2 separate regions of the Homo sapiens genome follow, and region 2 is linked to region 1. A link is a loop called in an ENCODE intact Hi-C map of the cell type or tissue named here. Cell type or tissue: Caco-2. All regions are shown on one strand. Each heading gives the region's core, and the rest is flanking DNA. Links, peaks and the distances in the headings are about the cores only.

The links. Peaks named below come from ENCODE experiments on the same cell type or tissue, not always from the same donor. Only the 100,000 strongest peaks of a DNase experiment are listed, where the experiment ranks them.
Region 2: a loop joins it to region 1, with 4 times the contacts of the local background. A loop is called at or near these places in 4 of 110 quality-filtered maps.

What each region holds. Positions count from the first base shown.
Region 1 is chr18:35,140,445-35,151,959 of GRCh38, forward strand. It overlaps MAPRE2 (microtubule associated protein RP/EB family member 2), which reads left to right. Exons shown (of 7, transcript NM_014268.4): 7 at 1-3,026. Among named protein-coding and RNA genes, the nearest start is that of ZNF397, 95 kb to the right of the region's middle. RefSeq lists an enhancer at 11,345-11,515. In Caco-2, for the core only: no CTCF peak of the experiment used is centred there; no DNase peak of the experiment used is centred there.
Region 2 is chr18:34,939,753-34,951,267 of GRCh38, forward strand. LOC105372061 (a long non-coding RNA gene) reads right to left here and starts at 3,615. Exons shown (of 9, transcript XR_007066333.1): 1 at 3,472-3,615. RefSeq lists a silencer at 3,253-3,547. In Caco-2, for the core only: no CTCF peak of the experiment used is centred there; no DNase peak of the experiment used is centred there.

The DNA of each region.
Region 1 (11,515 bases), core at 90-8,089:
CAAGCTCAACAGAAACCAGTTGTTCCCAATCTGCCGTTACCATCAACGCACTGTTGCATATGCCAGCCACTGCGCTTGGTTCCCATTTTCTTTGCCAAGGTGTATTAGCGGACGGCCCTCTGGCCACCTACCCGAGAGATCGTAGGGTCACATACATCCAACTTCACCACTTGGCTGCTTGAGATTGGTTCTGCTCTTTTCTTCATTTCTTTCCAGAACAACTCTTTCCCACCCCAACACCACTGCCACCACCCCTCTTTTTATCCTGGTGTGAAACAATGGTAATTTGATATATGGTATTTATATTGGCATTTTTCAACCCAGTGTCACTAGATGTCACACACATTTGTGGTGCTTTGATGTTTGCAAGTCTAACCTCTGAACATAAATTTGGTCAAATAATTGGAACAAAGGGAAACAGATACTTGATATGAAAGCCATAATGACGGTGACTTGTGTCGTGGGGGAAAACATAAGGTCATTTTCTCCCTCTACTCACAATACTAAAGGGAAAAAATGGATTCAAAGCTAGGATTTCAGGGCCCAGCAGTGTTCCTCCATCAGCATGTTAGACAACTACACAGTATGTTGTTAGTTTTGAAAGACATTCACTCAAGGAAAACACCATCTCAACTTTGCCCGCTCACCATGTCCCTTGCCCCCATGTAGCCCATTTCCCAGGTTATGCTCTTTTCTTTCTCAGGGTCCTCTTTGGTGGGCAGCCACTCCCCGAGATGTTGCCATCAGTTTTCTGCAGTCCAAAGAGGGTATGGTTAGGTACGGGTCTTCCTGCCTCATTCCTCTTCCTCTTTGTGTAGGTTTCAGCCACAAAACTGTCATTCACTCTAGGGGACCCCTACTAAAGGGTAACTTCAGGTGTGCAGCCCTGAGCTCCAAGGCTCTGCACCATGCCACACACTTGCTGTAAGGCTAGAAGTGAAGACCTTATTAATAGGAGCATAATTGCGAGGGAGAATCATGGTTCTGCAGTCTGGTGTAGACACTGGAATAACAGCACAGAAAAATCTATGACTCCCAATATCTTCTAGAATAAAGAATTTTCCCTCTTTAACACAAGGGCCCTCCTTGTCATTGACCTTAGCTAAACCATGGCAATTCATAAATAGAGGAAACATTAATGAATTAAAAGCATTCCTTATTTTTTAACTAATATTTGTACATTTTCTTAGTCTCTTTCCAAGTCTTTGCCTCTTTTTTTTCTTTATTTTTATTTTTTCCTTTGACAGATGGTATCCCTTCCTGGATCATTCATTTCACCTTGGTTTCTAACTTTAGGTTTACTTTCACTTGTTATTTGACTTAGCAGGTGCAACAAAAACAAGAAACAAATGTGCCCACCCCACTTTCCGCTTAACTGAAAAGCTTAAAATAAATTTCTGAATTATGTATCCTGAAGCTTTGAAATTTCTTTATTAATCGATGAAATATGAATTCTAAATTCTAGCATTGAAGCTTTTCACCAAAAGAAGTCTCTCCAAAATAAATCTTTTGCAGCAAAGTGATATTTATTGAGTTATGTGGAAAAGATGGCTTGTATTTTTCAGATTATTACAACACACTGTGCAGAATTAGACAGATGTTCCGTGGTGTTTGGTTTCCCTTTCTTCTCTCTCCTGCTCACTCTGCATTATAGCAGCAGCTTATTTCTCTAAGGCTGGACAGCCTGGCTCTCGGCAGTGACGTCCTCCCACACCTGGTCACAAGTAGTAGTGGCTGTGCTATACCCAGCATCATGCTTAACAGCGTGTTGCCCTTCTGAGCCTGTTGTACTCACTGATCTCTTTAAAAACAAAAAATAGCTCTTGTAAAAGGTCACAATAACTCTATGCACCTGATACTGCAGTGGTTCCTAGGCCATTCTTCATCTGCTCTGGACATCTCAGTCATACCCAATGCTCAGTGGATCATGACCAAACTCCTGTCATGTGGATGCACGTGAGTGGGTAGCAGGGAGTCAGGATCCTGCCTTCTCCAGCAACCCCTTACTGCTGTATAACTTGCATAAGCCTCCCTGGTGACTCTTGCAGGAACCACTCCATTGCCCTCCAGCTCCCCAGCCTTCTCAGTTATAAACATGCTGGCCAGATCTCTTAGCCTGCAAAGAGAACTTTCCCCAGTCACCATAGACCATTCTCCTTCCTGAAGGCTTGGGGCAGACCATTCGTTTATTTAGAGAAGAGCTATACATTCTTCTTTCTGGTCCCATCTTAAACGTCTTCTGTTGTGCTGCACCCCAGATGGTGTCTCAGATGCTTTGGGGAATCTTTAACAGCTGAATTTGAGTCAGTCCTCTTAGGCTGCACCTCCAGCCTCTGCAGATCCCCCCTCATTTCCCATGGATGGTGGGACCCCATTATTCTCTCATCTCGGCATTCAGGGAACAGTTTCCTTAGCGGCCCCTGGTCACATGTCATCGGGCTGGGCAGGAAGCGTCCCTGATTGCGTGCTCCACTTCTCCCTCTCAGGAAGCCCAGTTTCATCCTTAGTACCCCCCCTCGTGCCCGCTGTCGGCTGGTTATAGCACTTCCACTGCTACTGTCAGATAGGAAGTGATCGAAGCAGGGGGCAAAGAGAAAGCCCATATTTGTTCTAAGCAGAAAAGCAGGAAAAAAAAAAAAAAAAAAGAAAGAAAAACACCTGTTGACCTGAGAGAAGTAAATTCCAGAAGGGAACCAAGAACTCTTCCCTTCCCTGGTGAGTATTTCCATTATTCCGTTAAGGTTTAATATGCATTCAGATTACTTTTACTAAATAGGACACCATAAAGCTTTTGTTATATATTAAATGTAAACTGAAAGGAATGTAAACATATGTATTGTTAATTATAAATATAGATAAGTAATGACATAATAGATGAAAAAGTCTTATTCAGATGTATCACATTCATTTTACATTACCCACCTATTGTCGCATGGTAGAATAGTTTTTTGTCTCTGAATATGTGAATAACTTGACTTGCATTGATCTTTTTACATATTTAATAAAAAAAAAAGTATATGTTAAAATCTGCCTGGAGTTACAGATTCTTAAATTTTTATGCTGAAGCTTCCCTTTTCAGTCAGCATGTGAATAGGAATAGATTTGTGTGGATTTACACATCTACCCACATTTTATTATGATTTCCCCGGGGCGGGGGTTGTCTTTGTTTTTATTGATGGCCAATGTTGTTAACAAGAGTTACAGACTCGTATTTGATATCAAATGTAGCAGCTATAATACCTTTTAAAAACTTTACCAAAAAAAAAAAAAAAAAGACATAAAGAGAAAACATTCCCTTGGGAAACATTCCACCTGCAAGCAAACAGAATCCTAGCTCCTGCAGGTCCAGCATACTCCATCTGGACAAGACAGTGCTGGGCAAATAGGAAACTGTGGGAGAAGCAGGCAGATGTTTCTAAGTACAGCTTTGTGGCAGAATGACCTGCTTGACAAAAACCCTTTGAATAAGTGTTTGTTGACTTTAAACGGCAATGATTTATCGACATGAGCTATAATTGTAATAACAATTTAACAGATACAGGAATAGGTGAAAAGAGAAATGTATTTCAACTGGCCCAGTAATCACCTGTGGAGACTGCAGAGCAGGCCACACTGGGATGCAGACGTTACCCTGGAGCCTGCAGGTTACTGGGCTTCAGCTAATACCCTTTTCACCGTGAAGAGTGCCAGCCTTCCCTACGCTGCTTCCAAGCACCACCTAGAGGCCAGTTTGGTTTCTCTACTGTCCTTTGGCCACTATTTTCCAGTCACTTGCCTTTAGGCACATTTCTATTAAAATAAGTGGGAAAATAACAGAAAGCAAAGATGTTACCCCTCTTCTCCATCTACATTCATTTCCTCCCAAGGTACACCACTTGTGACAGAAGTTTGTGAGCCATTACCTGGGTTTGAAATTTCATGCTCAAAGTACATGTGTGTTTCCCATTTAATCCACGAACTCTGGGGTTTTAAACACTTGATCTTAGACATTTGTGCACAGACAAAAATACATGTGATTCATCTTACAAAATGTACACTGGTGGACTCTAGTAAATCTGTCACTGATGGTTCAAAGGTGGCGAAATAACATGCTTGTTCTATTTTATTAAATCTGACATCATTTCTAAAAATTTGTTGCTTCTGGTACTATGGATAGGCTCAAGTCCAGAGACACCCCTTCTCAAAAAAGTTAATGGAATTCCATTGAATTTGAGTTACAAAATGCCAGTTCTCTAAAACACACACAGACAACTTGGTTTCTGACTTGTTTTATTCCTTTTAACTGCTAGAACACAACTATGATCATTAATTAAGGCTGCTATCACTAGTAATAACTTTTACTGACCCAGTTTCTCAGCACTGAGGCAATGTTGCCAAATAGCACAAATGATGGATAAAAACATCTCCGTGGATGTCTAATAGCTCCTGTCTTGCCAAACTAGGAACTCATAAAAGATGTTTTCCACTCATTAGAGGAATCCTGGCTTTATTTGCCTAAAGGAAAGCAAAGCTGAGGAGAAAATCCATTGATCCCTGGAGGACCCTCACGTGGCATTGGTACTTTGGATCACAAGACTGCCCCACGGGCAGACCCCCCAACTCTGAGCCAGACCCCATGTCTTGTATAGATTACGAGTACACAGAAGGTGCATTTACTGAGGCTGTGCTTCTGTTTTGGGTTTACAAATGTCATCAAAATGGAAGACCCAGCTGAAGTTAATTTGTTGGATGCCTTTTTCTCTCAATTCACTGGAAAAAAAAAATGTTTAACTTTTTAGCTTCCAAGTTTTAATTTCTAAAACAGGTTTCTTGTGGTATTTTGCAACGATTTTATCATCAAGCCTGGTGATAAATTGTTTTTAAAGGGTAATGATGTATTAATGTACCTTTGAATTTACGATTCTCAGTAGGAAACTAACCCAAGACCTAAATGTTTTCTTTTCTAGAGAATAAAAAAGTTAAGTACATGTTTCCTTCTGTGTAGCTAACATCCTTCATATTTTTACACTATGGTATTTCTTTAGGTCTTGAAGGTTATCCATATACAATAAAAAAAAATATGTTTAGTAAAATGGTTTTTGTCAAATCTGAGAGCTTAAATGAAACTTTGGAAATTAAAAAGTAATGAAAAGGTCTCATAAATGTGTTTGGAACTTACTACTAGGATGCTGTCTTCTAATCTGATATATTTATTATGTAGATGAAACATGAACTTCTAACGGAACAGTTTTTCTTCCAGCTTGAAAGATCTTTTAGAAAAAGACCACAGAAAACCAAGCCAAATGTTAGTTTCTTTTAGGCTAAGTTATGTCAAGATAGGCTCAGAGGCCATCCTGTCCTGCAAACAAAGACATTGTCCAGTCACCTGAGCTTTAAAAAAAAAAAAAATGCAGAGAAGGAAAATGTGAATTTTACCCCAGAACTTTTTTTTTTATATTTTACTTTAAGTTCTGGGATACATGTGCAGAATGTGCAGGTTTGTTACATAGGTATACATGTGCCATGGTGGTTTGTTGCACCTGTCAACTCGTCATCTAGATTTTAAGCCCCACATGCATTAGGTATTTGTCCTAATGCTCTCCCTCCCCTTGACCCCCCACTCTGCAACAGGCCCTGGTGTGTGTTGTTCCCCTCCCTGTGTCCATGTGTTCTCATTGTTCAGCTCCCACTTTCGAGTGAGAACATGTGTTTGGTTTTCTGTTCCTGTGTTAGTTTGCTGAGGTTGATGGCTTCCAGCTTCATCCATGGCCCTGCAAAGGACATGATCTCATTCTTTTTTATGACTGCTTAATATTCCATGGTGTATATGTACCACATTTTCTTTATCCATTTTCATTGACGGGCATTTGGGTTGGTTCCATCTCTTTGCTATTGTAAATAGTGCTTCAATAAACATACATGTGCATGTGTCTTTATAGTAGAATGATTTATATTCCTTTGGGTATATACCCAGTAATGGGATTGCTTGGTCAAATGCTATTTTTGGTTCTAGATCCCTAAGGAATCACCACACTATCCTGCTCAATGGTTGAACTAATTTATATTCCCACCAAGAGTGAAAAAGCATTCTCACTTCTCCACAGCCTCGCCAGCATCTATTGTTCCTTGACTTTTTAATAATCACCATTCTGACCGGAGCGAGATGGTATCTCCTTGTGATTTTGATGTGCATTTCTCTAAGGATCAGTGATGATGAGCTTTTTTTCATGTTTTTTGGCCATATAAATGTCTTCTTTTGAGAAGTGTCTGTTCACATCCTTTGCCCACTCTTTTTTTTTTTTTTTTTTTCCTGAGATGGAGTTTCGCTCTTGTTGCCCAGGCTGGAGTGCAATGGCACAGTCTCGGCTCGCTGCAACGTCCGCCTCCCGGGTTCAGGCGATTCTCCTGCCTCAGCCTCCTGAGTAGCTGGGATTATGGGCACGTGCCACCACACCCGGATAATTTTTGTATTTTTAGTAGAGACAGGGTTTTGCCATGTTGGCCAGGCTGCTCTTGAATTCCTGACCTTGGGTGATCTGCCTGCCTCAGCCTCCCAAAGTGCTGGGATTACTTTTTGATGGTTTTTTGTTTTGTTTTGTTTTGTTTTTGTAAATTTAAGTTCCTTGTAGATTCAGATATTAGACCTTTGTCAGATGGGTATATTGCAAAAATTTTCTCCCATTCTGTAGGTTGTCTGTTCACTCTGATGCTAGTTTCTTTTGCTGTACAGAAACTCTTTAGTTTAATTAGATCCCATTTGTCAATTTTGGCTTTTGTTGCAATTGCTTTTGGTGTTTTTGTCATGAAGTCTTCACCCATGCCTATGTCCTGAATGGTATTGCCTAGGTTTTCTTCTAGGGTTTTTATGGTTTAGGGTTTTACATTTAAGTCTTTAATCCATCTTGAGTTAATTTTTGTATAAGGTGTAAGGAAGGGGTTCAATTTCAGTTTTCTGCATATGGCTAGCCAGTTTTTCCAGCACCATTTATTAAATAGGGAATCATTTCCCCATTGCTTGTTTTTGTCAGGTTTGTCAAAGATCAGATGGTTGTAGATGTGTGGTGTTATTTCTGAGGTCTCTGTTCTGTTCCATTGGTCTATATCTCTGTTTTGGTACCAGTACCATGCTGTTTTGGTTACTGCAACCTTGTAGTATAGTTTGAAGTCAGGTAGGGTGATGCCTCCAGCTTTGTTCTTTTTGGTTAGGATTGTGTTGGCTATACAGATCTTTTCTGGTTCCATATGAAATTTAAAGTAGTTTTTTCTAATTCTGTGAAGAATGTCAATGGTAGTTTGATGGGAATAGCATTGAATCTATAAATTACTTTAGCAGTATGGCCATTTTCACGATATTGATTCTTCCTATCCATGAGGATGGAATGTTTTTCCATTTGTTTGTGTCCTCTCTTATTTCCTTGAGCAGTGCTTTGTAGTTCTCCTTGAAGATGTCCTTCATGTCTCTTGTAAACTGTATTCCTAGGTATCTTATTCTCTTTTTAGCATTTGTGAACAGGAGTTCATTCATGATTTGATGCTCTGCTTGTCTATTGTTGGTGTATAGGAATGCTTGTGATTTTTGCACATTGATTTTGTATCCTGAGACTGTGCTGAAGTTGTTTATTAGCTTAAGAAGTTTTGGGGCTGAGACAATGGGTTTTCTAAATATGGAATCATGTCTTCTGCAAACAGAGACAATTTACAATTTGACTTCCTCTCTTCCTATTTGAGTACCCTTTATTTCTTTCTCTTGCCTGATTGCCTTGGCCAGAACTTCCAATATTTTGTTGAATAGGAGTGGTGAGAGAGGGCATCCTTGTCTTGTGCCAGTTTTCAAAGGGAATGCTTCCAGCTTTTGCCCATTCAGTATGATATTGATTATGGGTTTGTCATAAATAGCTTTTATTATTTTGAGATATGTTCCATCAATACATAGATTATTGAGTTTTTGACATGAAGGGATATTGAATTTTATCAAAGGCCTTTTCTGCATCCATTGAGGTAATCATGTGGTTTTTGTCATTGGTTCTGTTTATGTGATGGATTACATTTATTGATTTGCATTATGTTGAACCAGCCTTGCATCCCAGGATTGAAGCTGACTTGATCGTGAGGTTGTAAGCTTTTTGATGTGCTGCTGGATTCCATTTGCCATTATTTTATTGAGGATTTTCACATCAGTGTTCATCAGGGATATTGGCCTGAAGTTTTCTTTTTTTGTTGTGTCTCTGCCAGGTTTTGGTATCAGGATGATGCTGGCCTCATAAAATGAGTTAGGGAGGAGTCCTGTCTTTTCAATTGTTTGGAATAGTTTCAGAAGGAATGGTACCAGCTCCTCTTTGTCCCTCTGGTAGAATTTGGCTGTGAATCCGTCTACTCCTGGGCTTTTTTTGGTTGGTAGGCTATCACTTCCTCAGTTTCAGAACTTGTTATTGATCTATTCAGCAACTTGACTTCTTCCTGGTTTAGTCTTGGGAGGGTGCGTGTGTCCAGGAATTTATCCATTTCTTCTAGATTTTCTAGTTTATTTGCGCAGAGGTGTTTATAGTATTCTCTGTTGGTAGTTTGTATCTCTGTGGGGTCAGTGGTGTGATATCCCCTTTATCATTTTTTATTGTATCTATTTGATTCTTCTCTCTTCCTTATTAGTCTAGCTAGCGGTCTATTTTGTTAATTTTTTCAAAAAACCAGCTCCTGGTTTCATTGATTTTTTGGAGGGTTTTTTGTTGTTGTTGTTTTGTTTTGTTTTTTTTGTCTCTATCTGCTTCAGTTCTGCTCTGATCTTAGTTTTTTTTTTTTTGTCTTCTGTTTTGGATTTGTTTGCTCTTGCTTCCCTAGTTCTTTTAATTGTGATGTTAGAGTGTCGATTTGAGATCTTTCCAGCTTTCTGATGTGGGCATTTAATGCTATAAATTTCCCTCTAAACACTGCTTTAGCTGTGTCCCAGATATTCTGATACGTGGTCTCTTTGTTCTCATGGGTTTCAAGAACTTCTTGATTTCTGCCTTAATTTTGTTATTTACCCAGGAATCATTCAGAAGCAGGTTGTTCAATTTCCATGTAGTTGTGTGGTTTTGAGTGAGTTTCTTAATCCTGAGTTCTAATTTTATTGCACTGTGGTCTGAGAGACTGTTTATTATGATTTTAGTTCTTTTGCATTTGCTGAGAAGTGTTTTACTTCCAATTATATGGTCGATTTCAGAATAAGGGCCATGTGGCACTGAGAAGAATGTACATTCTGTTGATTTGGGGTGGAGAGTTCTATAGATGTCTATTAGGTCCACTTGATCCAGAACTGGGTTCAAGTCCTGAATATCCTTGTTAATTTTCTGTCTTGTTGATCTGTCTAATATTAACAGTGGGGTGTTAAAGTCTCCCACTATTATTGTGAGGGAGTCTAAGTCTCTTTGTAGATCTCTAAGAACTTGTTTTATGAATCTGGGTGCTTCTGAATTGGGTGCATATATATTTAAAATAGCTCTTCTTGTTGCATCGATCCCTTAAATGCCCTTCTTTGTCTCTTTTGATCTCTGTTTGTTTAAAGTCTGTTTTATCAGAGCCTAGGATTGAAACTCCTGCTTTTTTTTTTCTTTTTCTTTTTTTTTTTTTTTGGCTTTCCATTTGCTTGGTAAATTTTCCTCCATCCCTTTATTTTGAGCCTATGTATGTCTTTGCACGTGAGATGGGTCTCCTGAACACAGCACACCAATGGTGCTTGACTCTTTTTCCAATTTGCTAGCCTGTGTCTTTTAACTGGGGCATTTAGCCCATTTACATTTAAGGTTAATATTGTTATGTGTGAATTTGATCCATCATCATAATGCTAGCTGGTTATTTTGCACGCTAGTTGATGCCGTTTCTTCATAGTGTCATTGGTCTTTATATTTCGGTGTGTTTTTGCAGTGGCTGGTACCAGTTTTTCCTTTCCATATTTAGTACTTCCTTCAGGAGCTCCTGCAAGGCAGGCCTGGTGGTGATGAAATCCCTTAGCAATTGCTTGTCTAGAAAGGATTTTATTTCTCCTTTGCTTATTGAAGATTGGTTTGGCTGGATATGAAATTCTGGGTTGAAAATTATTTTCTTTAACATGTTGAATATTGGCCCCCACTCTCTTCTGGCTTGTAGGGTTTCTGCCCAGAGATCCACTGTTAGTCTGATGGGCTTCCCTTTGTAGGTGACCTGACCTTTCTCTCTGGCTGCCCTTAACATTTTTTCCTTCATTTCGACCTTGGAGAATCTGACGATTATGTGTCTTGGGGTTGATCTTCTTGTGGAGTATCTTAGTGCTGTTCTTTGTCTTTCCCGAATTTGAATGTTGGCCTGTCTTGCTAGATTAAGGAAGTTCTCCTGGATAATATCCTGAAGTGTGTTCATTCTATTCTTCCTGTCTCTTTCAGGTACTCCAGTCAATTGTAGGTTTGGTCTTTTAACGTATTCCCCTATTTCTAGGATGCTTTGTTCATTCCTTTTCATTCTTTTTTCTCTAATCTTGTCTGCATGCCTTATTTCAGCAAGGTGGTCTTCAAACTCTGGTATCCTTTCTTCTGCTTGATCGATTCAGCTATTGGTACTTGTGTATGCTTCATGAAGTTCTCATGCTGTGTTTTTCAGCTCCATCAGGTCATTTATGTTTCTCTCTAAACTGGTTATTCTAGTTAGCAGCTCCTGTAATCTTTTATCAAGGTTCTTAGCTTCTTTATATTGGGTTACAACATGCTACTTTAGCTCAGCAGTTTGTTATTACCCACCTTCTGAAGCCTACTTCTGTCAATTGGTCCATCTCATCCTCTGTCCAGTTCTGCACCCTTGCTGGAGAGGTGTTGCGATCATTTGGAGGAGAAGAGGCATTCTGGCTTTTGGAATTTTCAGCATTTTTGCACTGGTTTTTCCTCATCTTCATGGATTTATCTACCTTTGGTCTTTGAGGCTGATGACCTTTGGATGGAGTTTTTGCGTGGGCATCCTTTTTGTTGATGTTGATGTTACTGCTTTCTGTTTGTTTGTTTTTCTTCTAACAGTCAAGCCCCTCTTCTGCAGGTGTGCTGCAGTTTGCTGAAGATCTACTCCAGACCCTGTTCTCCTGGGTATCACCAGTGGAGACTGCAGAACAGCAAAGATTGCTGCCTGCTCCTTCCTCTGGAAGCTTTGTCCCAGAGGGGCACGGGCCTGATGCCAGCCAGAGCTCTCCTGTATGAGGCGTCTGCCGACCCCTGTTGGGAGGTCTCTCCCAGTCAGGAGTCACAGGGGTCAGGAACCCGTTTGAGGAGGCAGTCTGTCTCTTAGCAGAGCTGGTGCGCTGTGTTGAGAGAATCTCCCTTGTCAGGATCAGCTGCTCTCTTCAGAGCCGGCAGGCAGGAAAGGCTAAGTCCACTGAACCTGCGACCACAGCCGCCCCTCCCCGCAGGTGCTCTGCCCCGAAGAGATGAGAGTTTTTGTCTGTAAGCCCCTGCCTGGAGCTGCTGTATTTCCTGCAGCGATGCCCTGCCCAGTGGGGAGGAATCTAGAGAAGCAGTCTGGCCACAGCCGCTTTGCTGCACTG
Region 2 (11,515 bases), core at 1,914-9,913, 200 kb before region 1:
CAAAGAAATACATCTTAATAGCCCTATATTCTGTTAAATGAATTACGTTAATTTGTAATAAAAGTCTTACAAACATATTAATAGGCTCAGATGGCTTCATTGTTGAATTCTACAAAATACTTAAGCAAAAAATAATACCAATTCTGCAGAAACTATTTCAGAATTTCTCCAAATCAAAGAGGGCAATTTTTATCCAAATTGATCTATAGAGTCAACACAACCCCAATCAAAATTTCAGTAAGCTTTTAAAAATTAAATTCACATGGTGATTTTAAATCTTATATGAAAATTCAAAGGATATAGAATAGCCAAAACAATTTTGAAGAAGAACATAGTTGGAGCACTTACCCTACCTAATGTCAAGACTTATTATAAAGTTAGTTATTAGGACAGCAACGTAGTAGTGAAGGATAAATTGAACAAAGCAGAAAACCCAGAAATAGACCTGTAGGTATGTGATCAATTGACTTTCAACAAAGGTGCCAACATAATCCAATGGGAAAAATGCTAATCTTTTTGATAAATGGTGCTGAAATAATTAGCTATCCTATGTTAAAAAAAAAACAACCAACATCTTTATATCCTACATAAAAATTACTTCAAAATGGATCATTGTTCTAAATGTAAAGCTAAACCTATATAGCTTCTTTTTTCTTTCTTTTTCTGTTTTTTTTTTTTTTTTTAGACAGTCTCACTCTTGTTGCCCAGTCTGGAGTGCAGTGGTGCACTCTTAGCTCACCGCAACCTCTGCCTCCCGGGTTCAAGTGATTCTCCTGCCTCAGCCTCCCGAGTAGCTGGGACTACAGGTGTGTGCCACCACAGCTGGCTAATTTTGTATTTTTAGTAGAGACGGGGTTTCTCCATGTTGGTTGGGCTGGTCTCGAACTCCTGACCTCTGGTGATCTGCCCATCTCGACCTCCCAACTATATAACTTCTAGAAGAAAAATTGAGAGTTTTTTTCACAACTTTGGAATAGAAAAAGATTCCTAAGGTATAAAAAAAAATGTATTTTTTTTTTGAAAAGTAGTCAGACTTTAAATTTAAAATGTCTGCTCTTGGAAAGATATCACTAATAATATCATTTAAAAAGCCAAGGACTGGAAGAAAATGTGCATAATACTTATATGTGACAAAGAGCTTGAATCTGGAATATGTGAAGACTTGCAACTCAGGAAGATGAAGACAATTTAATCTTAAAATAAGCAAAAGATTTAAATTCACAATACATAAAAGTAGATACACAAATTCCCAAAAGCATATGAGAAATGCTCAATATCACAAGTCATCACTGACACACAAATTAAAACCCCAGTGAGATACCACTGCATACCCATTAGAATGGCTAAAATGTAAAGAAGGCTGATTTATCAAGGGTTGGGAAGAGTATGCAACTGGAACTCTCATACATTGTTGATGGGAATGTAAAAAGTGTAGAGCCATTTTGGAAAACAGTTTGGCAATTTCTCATAAAACTGAATACCACTTACCATTTGACCCTAGGATATAGCAATTCCATTCCTAGGTATTTGCCCAAGCAAAACGAAAACATACATTCACACAAAGGCTTGTAAATGAATATTCATAGCAGCTTATTCTTAACAGCTGAAAACTGAAAACAACCTAAATGTCCATCAACTGGTGAATAAATGTGCAAATTTGGTGTATTCATGACATCACTACTCAATGATAACAAGGCATAACTACCAATATTTGCTTGTAACAACATAGAAGAATCTTGGAAACATAATACTGAGCTAAAAATGGCAGACAAAAAGAGTGCATACTATGCTATTTAAAACTAGAAAAAACAAACCTATGGTGACAGAAAGCAGGTCAGGGATTTCCTATGGCCAGTGGCAGGGTGAGGATGAACTAGAAAGGGGGAGAGGGAACTCTTTGAGGTAGTATAAGTGTTTTTTATCTTGAGCATGGTGATGGTTACACTGGTGTGAAACTTGTCAGAACTTTTTGAAATGGACACTTAAAATGGGTGCATTTTATTACATGTAAATTATGCCTGAATAAATACGATTTAAGAAAAAAAGTGGGGAGGAACATCTTGAAAGGGCTCCTGGGTATGACAAATATTTTGAGCTTGTCTAACCTATCCAACATAAAAATACATGTACCCTAGAACTTAAAGTATAATAAAAAAACATATATTTTAAAAACTCAATAATTTTCACCTGAATATTCTTACAGCAGCCAATGGAAATTTTCTCAATGTTGAGTATGTAAGTAGTTACCAATTTTTTGATGCTAAAATTGTACAAATCTCTGTTCATTTTATTTTTAATTAAATATTTAAGATACAATTCTAATTGTGGAGTTTAAGTTATGGAAAAGTGCTCAAAGCATTTAAAACTAGGATAACATTCTAGAAATGAAAGTTAAAGGATGTAGTATATATATTTTAAAACCTTTAAAACTTCCCATTTACCTTCTAGAATTTGAGAGGTTGAGATTAATTCTCCGTAGTTTCTATCTTTCCATATCTACTGGGTCCTTCCTCCCAATCTATAAAAATATTCATCTTTCTGACACTTGAAAGAAAAAAAACGCTATGCTTCCCACTGAATAAATTGCCCTCTTAGTGCTCTTTCTTTTCACAGTCAAGATTCCTGAAGAGGGTAGCTCATGCTCGTTGCCCTACTTTTCTACTCTTCATTTACTTCTCAACTCATGACAATCTACTGTCTGTCACCAGAATGTGCCTTCACTAAAATCAACAAGACTTTGTTAATTTCTGAACTCAAAGTTAATATTTCCATTAACTTCCTTGACTTCTCTGCAGCATGTGACCCTATTAGTCATTCGCCCCCGTAACTGTCTCCTCTTTTCACTTCCATGGTAACATTTTCTCAGCTTCACCCCCAGCTTCTCTGACCATTCCTCCTTAATCTCCTTGCCAGCTCCTCTACCTCTACCTACCCCTTAAATGTTAGTTTTCCTTAGGGTTCTAACCATTGCCTCTTTTTCTTCTCTTTCTATATCTGTACTTCTCAAACTGAATACACAGAATAAACATAGATAATTTTATCTGAAATTTTTAATTATAATCAGTAGTAATCAAAACATTACTTTTAGATTAGAATAAATAAGGATGTAGCATAGGAAAGAATGCAAAATTTGCATGGAGAAACAGGGAAGACACCCTAAGTGCTCGCTGTCACTCATTACATCCTATCACCCAAGAAGCTGTGACAAAGTCAGCTCCTTAAAATTTCTCAAATGTTTCTTTTCTTCTCCGCTTGCTTTAGTCTATGTCTTTGTCATTTTTTACCTAAACTACTGCAGTAACCTCCTACCTTGTGCCTCATTTGCCAGTTTAGCCCTCCCATCATCTTTCACACTTTAGCCAGAGGTTCTTTTATTGAAACATATAACTGTGCTGCCTGAAAACCTCAGGTGGCGCCCTAGCTCTTAGAGACTGAAGTCCAAACTCCTAAAGGTGTGATCTGGTCACTCACCATTCCACCTTCTTTCCTTCATTCATTTGGCAGCATATTTCCTCCAAGTAGCCACACAGTGGGAGAGCTGTGAAGATACATTGTCTTCTCTGCCTGCGTGGAGAACGTGTGGATCAGGGTGGCTCACGTCCTCCTCCCTCTCCCGGCGCCCATTTCTGCAGGAGAATGGTTACCTAACATCATATCCCAGTTGAAAAACTGAAGTCCAACAGAAAAGGGGACTCACAAAGATTTTTACCTAAAAGCATGAAGATGAAAGGGAGCTTAAAGTCCATCAAGTCCGAACTCTACATTCTATAGCCAAGGAACAAGAGACCCAGTAGAGGCAAGAGGCTTGTCCAAAGTGAGACAAGATTCCAAGAATAGGAAAATTTCCCAAGCAAAATTATTGCTCTCATTTTTCCAAAGGGGGAAGAAAAGCATTTGTATAAAAGTGTGTGTTAAAGTTCCTTCAAAAAGGCAAACAAGTCAAGTTTGACATAATTTATATCTGTCTACGCAAAATGAAGTAGCTGTCTGAATACTTTGTGCCAAAAATAGATTTGGCCTAAGTGTCCAGGTAATTAGAGCTTGGTAAAATGTTTTTGCTTGAATCATCTAAATCATTGCCCTAGTTCTTTGCTTTACTTTAGAACGTGGACACCATTGCAAGGTGCAAACTTAAAATGCTGTACCTTTTAGACAGATACCTCAATCTTTAGAGCTTATTAACATTTATATTTCAATATTAAGTCTCCAGAGCCTAATCTGGTAGCAGATGGAGGCCAAGATGTCTAAGAAAGGGAACATATTAAAAAGTTACAGACCCATCAGCAAACTAAACCTAGAAAAACTTCTATAAAATCTATGACTTGACTATGAACAGCAATTCTAACTTGCTGAACTAATAGCTCCCAGTCAGCTAACTTGCCTGCTCTTATTATCTTAACACATCAGGAAAGTTTCCAAAATTGCCATGCAGGTCATCTATTCATTCTGTCATACATAGCAAAGAACAGTATGCCTATACAGAAAATACCTCATTCATCTTCCATCTGTCCCCTACCCAAACATCCAGGACAGATTATATTCTCTTTTATTTTTCATATCATTTAAGAAAAGGTCTAGTGCATTTTAAATAGTCAAGAGCAGCATTCCTTCATCTCTGGGATGGTGGGGATGCTCTGCTTCTAACCTTTTAGTTCAGTGCTGCATAATATAATAATAAAGATCATAAATGTTTAGTGTCTCTTCATCTGAAAGTAAATGCCTTGAGGGCTTTTATTCATTTTTATTTTATTTCTGAAACATTTCAAGCTTACATACCAGAATAGAAGAAATAAAAATAGACTTCCATGTCCCTACTACCAAGATTGAACATGTTATTTCTGTGATATTTGCTTTAACCTCCATCCTCCATCCATCTAAGCCTTTCTCTCTCACTTTTTTCCTTCTTCCACAGAAGTAGACTGCCATTATGTTTATGAGTCCTATGAACAAGGAGAAGGGGCAAGATGGGCAGCAGCAGAAGGAGGAGGAGAATGAAAAGGAAGAGAAGGAGCAAAAGAAGGAAGAAGGGAGGAGAGAGAAGAGCAAGAGGAGGTGTTAAGTATTTTCCAGATTTTTTACAATGAGCATATACTATATTACTCTTATAATAAGAAAAAAATATTTAAAATAAAAATTAAAACTACAATATTATCTTCTTATTTCAAGGAGTGCAGATAGAAAATATTCCTGAAAGATCATTGTCTATCGCAATTTAGGAAAATATGGGTAGACAGACCTGGTTCATGCTACATGAGCAGGCAGTGTAGAGTCAGGGCTGCTCCCACCACTATGAATGTGTTCCACCCCTCCAGTGGGTGATGGATGAGGCCAGCACTCTCCCTCCATTCACTCAACGTCCAGGTGAAGGAACTCCTGATGTCACTGTTGTTACAAAGCACACAGTCTACACCAACATTACATTGCTAAAATGTGTTACAGGCCATCGTTCCTTTAGATCAGGAAAGTAGGAGGCCATTAGCAACCTTGGTGAAAGTAGTTTCAAAAATTAGTTGAGAGGAAAGATAGTCTGTTCAACAAATGGTGTCAGAACATTGGACAATCATAGGAAAAAACCTTGACCTAAACTTCATGTAGGAAAAAAAAAACCTCATGACTTGGAGTTAGGCAAAGAGTTATTAGACATGACATGGAAGACATGATCCCTAAGAGAAAAAAATCAATGAATTGAACTTTAACAAAATTAAAAACTGTAACTCTGAGAGCAATCCTGTTAAGAGGATAAAAAGACAAGCCACGAAAGGGAGAAAATATTTGCAAATCATATAACTTATATGGAACTTTATCCAAAACATGTCAAGAATTCTAAACTCAGAATTAAAAAAAAAACCACAGCAATCCAATTTGAAAGTGGACAAAAGATTTGAACAGTATATGAATGGCAAATGAGCATCCTCAGTATCTTTAGCCATCAGGGAAATGTAAAGTAAAGCTACAAGGAGATACCAGTGCATACCTGTGAGAATGGTTAATAAAAAAATGCTGATAATACCAAGTTTGGGGAGGATACAGAGCAAATCTGTACTATTTTTACTGCTTTTTATATGAGGCTTAAATGATTTCAAAATATAGCTGGGCTTGGTGGCTCATGCTTGTACCCAGCACTTTGGGAGGCCGAGGCAGGTGGATCATTTGAGTTCAAGACCAGTCTGGCCAACATGGTGAAACCCGGTCTCTACTAAAAATACAAAAATACGAAAATACAAAAAAAAAAAAAAAAAAAGCCAGACGTGGTGGCACATGCCTGTAATCCCATCTACTGATGGAGGCTGAGGCAGGAGAATCACTTGAATCCAGGAGACGGAAGTTGCAGTGAGCTGAAATCACGTCACTGCACTCCAGGTTCCATCTCAAAAAAAAAAAATTGATTTAAAAATAAAACATTATTTTATAAAATGTGGTGAGAATGGGAGCCTGATTGCAGAACTGATCAGGGAAAGGGAGATGAGGAAGCTGAGTCAATGAGTGAAGATCATACTGGAAAATTATCTGATCACTAACCTTATAGCACAGGGCCCTGAGCTGTGGACTCTCTTAGCAGGCAAACCCTGAGGCGGGGCACAGTAGTCAGGCTCAGCATAGCACAGGGTTAAACAGCATGAGCTGCTGGGCTAACTTCTTAGGTTTGATGCTACTTAAAGTTGTACAACCTTAAGACATAACTTTGTGCCTCAGTTTCCTCATTTGAAAACAGGCAAAACAATAGCGTCAAATCTTAAAGGGTCATTTTGAGGATTAAATGGAAAAAATTACATATATAACATTATAAATACTCAATACATTTTAACTTTATTATTATGATGATTCATCTAGATTTTACCTAGAATTAGCAGTTCTCAAAGTATCTCAATTCATTTATTTTATATTCTCTTACTCCCCACTTTCAAAAACTCTTTCTCATTACACCTCAGTTCCTGTTCCTGTCTGTGTCTTCTCTATGTAGAATATTATTCCATGTAATTTATACTTTTTAGTGATTTTTAGTTTTATTCTAAATGTAGATTTTTTCGTTTTTAAATGAAATGATCTAAAACAGATCTTATAAAAATAAATGCAAGCCAGGTGCAGTGGCTTATGCCTGTAATACCAGCACTTTGGGAGGCTGAGGCAGGAGGATCGCTTGAACCCAGGAATTGGAGGTCAGCCTGGGAAACATAGGGAAATACCATCTCTATAAAATATTTTAAAATTACCCAGAAGTCGTGGCACATGCTTGTAGTCCCAGCTACTTGGGAAGCTGAGGCAGGAGAATTGCTTGAGCTTAGAAGGTCGAGGCTGCAGTGAGCTGTGATGTCACTGAACTCCAGACTGGGCAACAGAGTGAGATCTTTTCTCTAAAACATAAAGAAAATAAATATTAAAATAAGTAAAAATAAATGCATATGAAAATATACTTGTTAACAAATTTTATATATATATATATATATCTCTGTGGGCAAATCCATACATAATCATTATAATTAAAAACAGTTATAAATATAATGTATGAAGAAATAATTTACCCAAGATGATTACACTATGAGGAAATAGATTAGATAATTGTGTGCTGACTTTTTCTGTAGAAGGTAAAATTATTTTCTCTGTCCTTCAAAGAGTCACCCTTCTTATTAACAAAAAGCATGCCTTTTTTCCCCCAAAGCCCCACACTCTTAGGCACCTTTATGTATGATTTAAGTTGTCAGCAGATTAATTCAAACTTTTTACCAATAAATTATTCACATTTTTTCCTCCAATAATGACTAATGGAATATGTAGGAAGTGTGAAATATATTCACATTTTGACAGTCATTTTTATCAGAGTACTGAAAGCACATATTCTTAAGCATGTATCACTGGACTACATTAAAATTAGTAGCACATAAAAGAAACAATAGATAATCATTATCTAAATTCCTGAAGTACATAATGATGTGGTTATACCCTTTAATTAACATAATGCTTTACACAGGTAGGTCTTTCATATATGTCTTTTGTTATATACACTGCAGCTAAGTGTTTATGTGATCAACATTAAAAGCCCTGAGTTTACAAAGTGCTGAGTCACACATATTTAAATCTCATGATCTTTAACCAGGGGAAGGCCACATTCCAAATGACAGATGCACTGAAATATACGCAGAATATGAAAAGATGGCATCATATTGCCATAATGTGCTTTTCCTCACACTTTGCCATATTTCTTCATTGCCTGCTTCTCTGAAGCAAAAATAACCAGCTGTTGCAAAACATGGCCTGGTTTTATAAAGTGATCTTTTGTCATTTCCAGGAAGACTGCCCATGATCTCCACTGACCTAAAGCAGGCTACCGTAGAGCTACCAAGTGTGGGAGCTCACCATTCAAACAGGCCATCTTTGGGAAATATAAAGAAAATATTTCAATAAAAGCTTTTATTTTCCTTCAAAAAATGAATTCACTACACTTCAAAGTTTGGAGGTGTACAATCAAGGGGGTGCTACTGGTATCTGGCAGGCAAGTACAGTATGTTAAAGAATATCTATCAGGTTATCTTGCAAATCAGATCTTTTTCCAATCTAAAAAGGTGGTATTGAGCAAATAAAGGGCCTAGATGGAAGAGCCTCATGTTTAAATAAAAGTTTTTCCCAAAAACAGGCTCATTTAAGACAAAATACTTTAAAATATAAATATTTATTGATTCTTATCATCAGTTACTGTTGCCCTACATTTAGGTTTCAATCTGTATTTCTTAAGTTCTTTGATGTTTTCATTGCTATCGCATTTTAGAAGACAGGGCATAAGTACCTGTACTTATTTCAAAATGGTTGGTAGAAGTAAATATTTTAACAATCCAGGAATAAGTCTGAGTACACTGATTACATTGTTTAAGATTGTTCTAAAAGAGAAGTTGAATACTAGTCAGAAAAAAACACCCAAAAAAGTATGGAGAACATATTATTTGTATCCCTAATAGCAGTGTTTCTCAAACTTTAATGTGTTTAGGCATCAAATGGGAATCTTTTTAAAATTCGGATTCTGATTCTGTAGGCCTAGGGTGGAACCTGAGATCCTGCACTTCTAACAAGCTCTCAGGTGGTATTGATGCTGCTGGTCTAAGGACCTCTCTGTGGATAGCAAGGTTTCGTCCCCCTATACCACTGGAAGCTGATCATCAATAGGGAAAATAAAAGAGCAATCTATCTGTAAAAGAGACTCTTTGAAAGGTCTTTTTCACAAACAGTCAATGCACTAGCACTGTCTTCTAGCAATTTCCTTAGACCCAATTCCTTAGACCCAATTTCCTCAGACCCAACTACTTCTGAACTAGTATTTGACACACGATGTGAAAACATGGCAAAGAATTCTATGGAAATAAAAATTAATGATGGCATTTTTCACTTTTTAGCCTGTAAATGTGTTTGTTTGATATGCATTGACTAGAAAAACCTTTTGCATGACAAATACACCTATTTTTTAAAGACGAAATTATAGCAGAAATGAAGTTTAAGCACTGAATGAATCAAGTATCAGTGAAATCCCTTTACTCTTTATTGAGCCAAGGAAATGTAGTGGTTGATTAGATGTTTTTCAAAGGCAGGAAGCAATTTCAGGAATAAACACCATTTGCTTATTTGAAATAAAGGTGTGGAAGTGGCATTGACCCTTGACAGATTTTCCTCTTGTTCGTAGAAAGGAGGGTGTGTTAGCTCTGTTAATTCTATTGTTGATCAACAGTGAGTTTCTCTGAAGTTTCATGAATATCACTAGAACTAGTTATAGAAGTTAAATCTCTATGCTTTAGAAATAAATTTTTATGAACTCTTTGAATTCTCAAAGCGCAGCATCTAAGTATTAAACACAGCTTACATCTAATGCAACACATAAGTCAAAAACACTTTATCAAGGAGAATCTGAATAGAAATGTATCATCTAGTATTTTTGTCTCAGGGGCTCTTTACACTTTATGTGGGTTATATCTATTGATATTTATTATATTAGAAATTAAAACTGAGAAATGTTTTAAGTATATATTTATTTTAAAATAATAATAGGCTGGGCGCAGTGGCTCACGCCTGTAATCCCAGCATTTTGGGAAGCTGAGGCGGGTGGATCACCTGAAGTCAGGAGTTCAAGACCAGCCTGAATGACATGGTGAAACCCCATCTCTACTAAAAATACAAAAATTAGCTGGGCATGGTGGCGGATGCCTCCCAGCTATTTGGGAGGCTGAGGCAGGAGAATCTCTTGAACCTGGGAGGCAGAGGTTGCAGTGAGCTGAGATCGTGCCACTTCATTCAAGCCTGGGCAACAAGAGCAAAAACTCTGTCTCAAAAAAGATAAATAAAAAATAATAATAAATAAAAAATAACAATAGTAAACCCATCACATGTTAAATTAAATAACATATTCCTGTGAAAAATAACGTTTAGCAAAACAAAAATATTTAAACAGTAACCTTGTTTTATAATTTTACAAATCTCCTTAAGGTCTAGATTAATGGACAACACTTGGTTCTCCTAGCTGCTTCTGCATTCAATCTTTTGCAATATGTTATTTTAGTTGATTTTTTTTTTTTTTTGAGACAGAGTCTCGCTCTGTCACCCAGGCTGGAGTGCAGTGGCTGATCTTGGCTCACTGCAAGCTCTGCCTCCTGGGTTCACGCCATTCTCCTGCCTCAGCCTCCCAAGTAGCTGGGACTACAGGCGCCTGCCACCACGCCCAGCTAACTTTTTGTATTTTTAGTAGAGACGGGGTTTCACCGTGTTAGCCAGGATGGTCTCGATCTCCTGACCTCATGATCCGCCCGCCTCAGCCTTCCAAAGTGCTGGGATTACAGGCATGAGCCACCACGCCCGGGCTAGTTGATGTATCTTAAGAAAATTTGGCCTCTCACAGATATACACTTGGAAAGCAAAGGGCTATTTTAAAAGTCCTTTCAGATAATTGTGAATATTCTTCTTTGATGCGCTGATGTTTCTTAAAAGATTAGTCACCACATGGAATCTGAAATCCTATCAATGAACTTTGTTGCTCTGCTACGTTAAAATCCATTGGTCCATCTTGCCCTTTGAATGTACAATATAATTTTGTAACATCATACACCGGTCATTTGAAAAATATTGTTTCACCAAATAATTCAGATGTTCCAAATATAGACATAATTCATTATATAATATTTTTAAAGCACATTTGTTAATATCACTACAGATCTCATCAGAAAAGTATTGGAAAACTGTCCTACTCATAGCAGCCGATTCAAGTTTCCCAAAATTGTAATTTGCACTTGAGATATTGAATTTTATTGTTGCCACCAAATTCTGTTGTTTTCCTTAGAGTGACAGCAGATTCAGTTCATTCATTTTCTACAAATATACATGCAGAATACTTAAGTCTAAATAATTACGTTTGTCTCATAGCCATTCTTTGAAGTAAAATGGTGTACCATGAAAAAAGAAGTTTAGTTTAGCTCACAACGCTATCACAGGAGTGCTTTTCCTCAACACAACCAACATACTTCAGTATAAAATGAAAACATTTGTG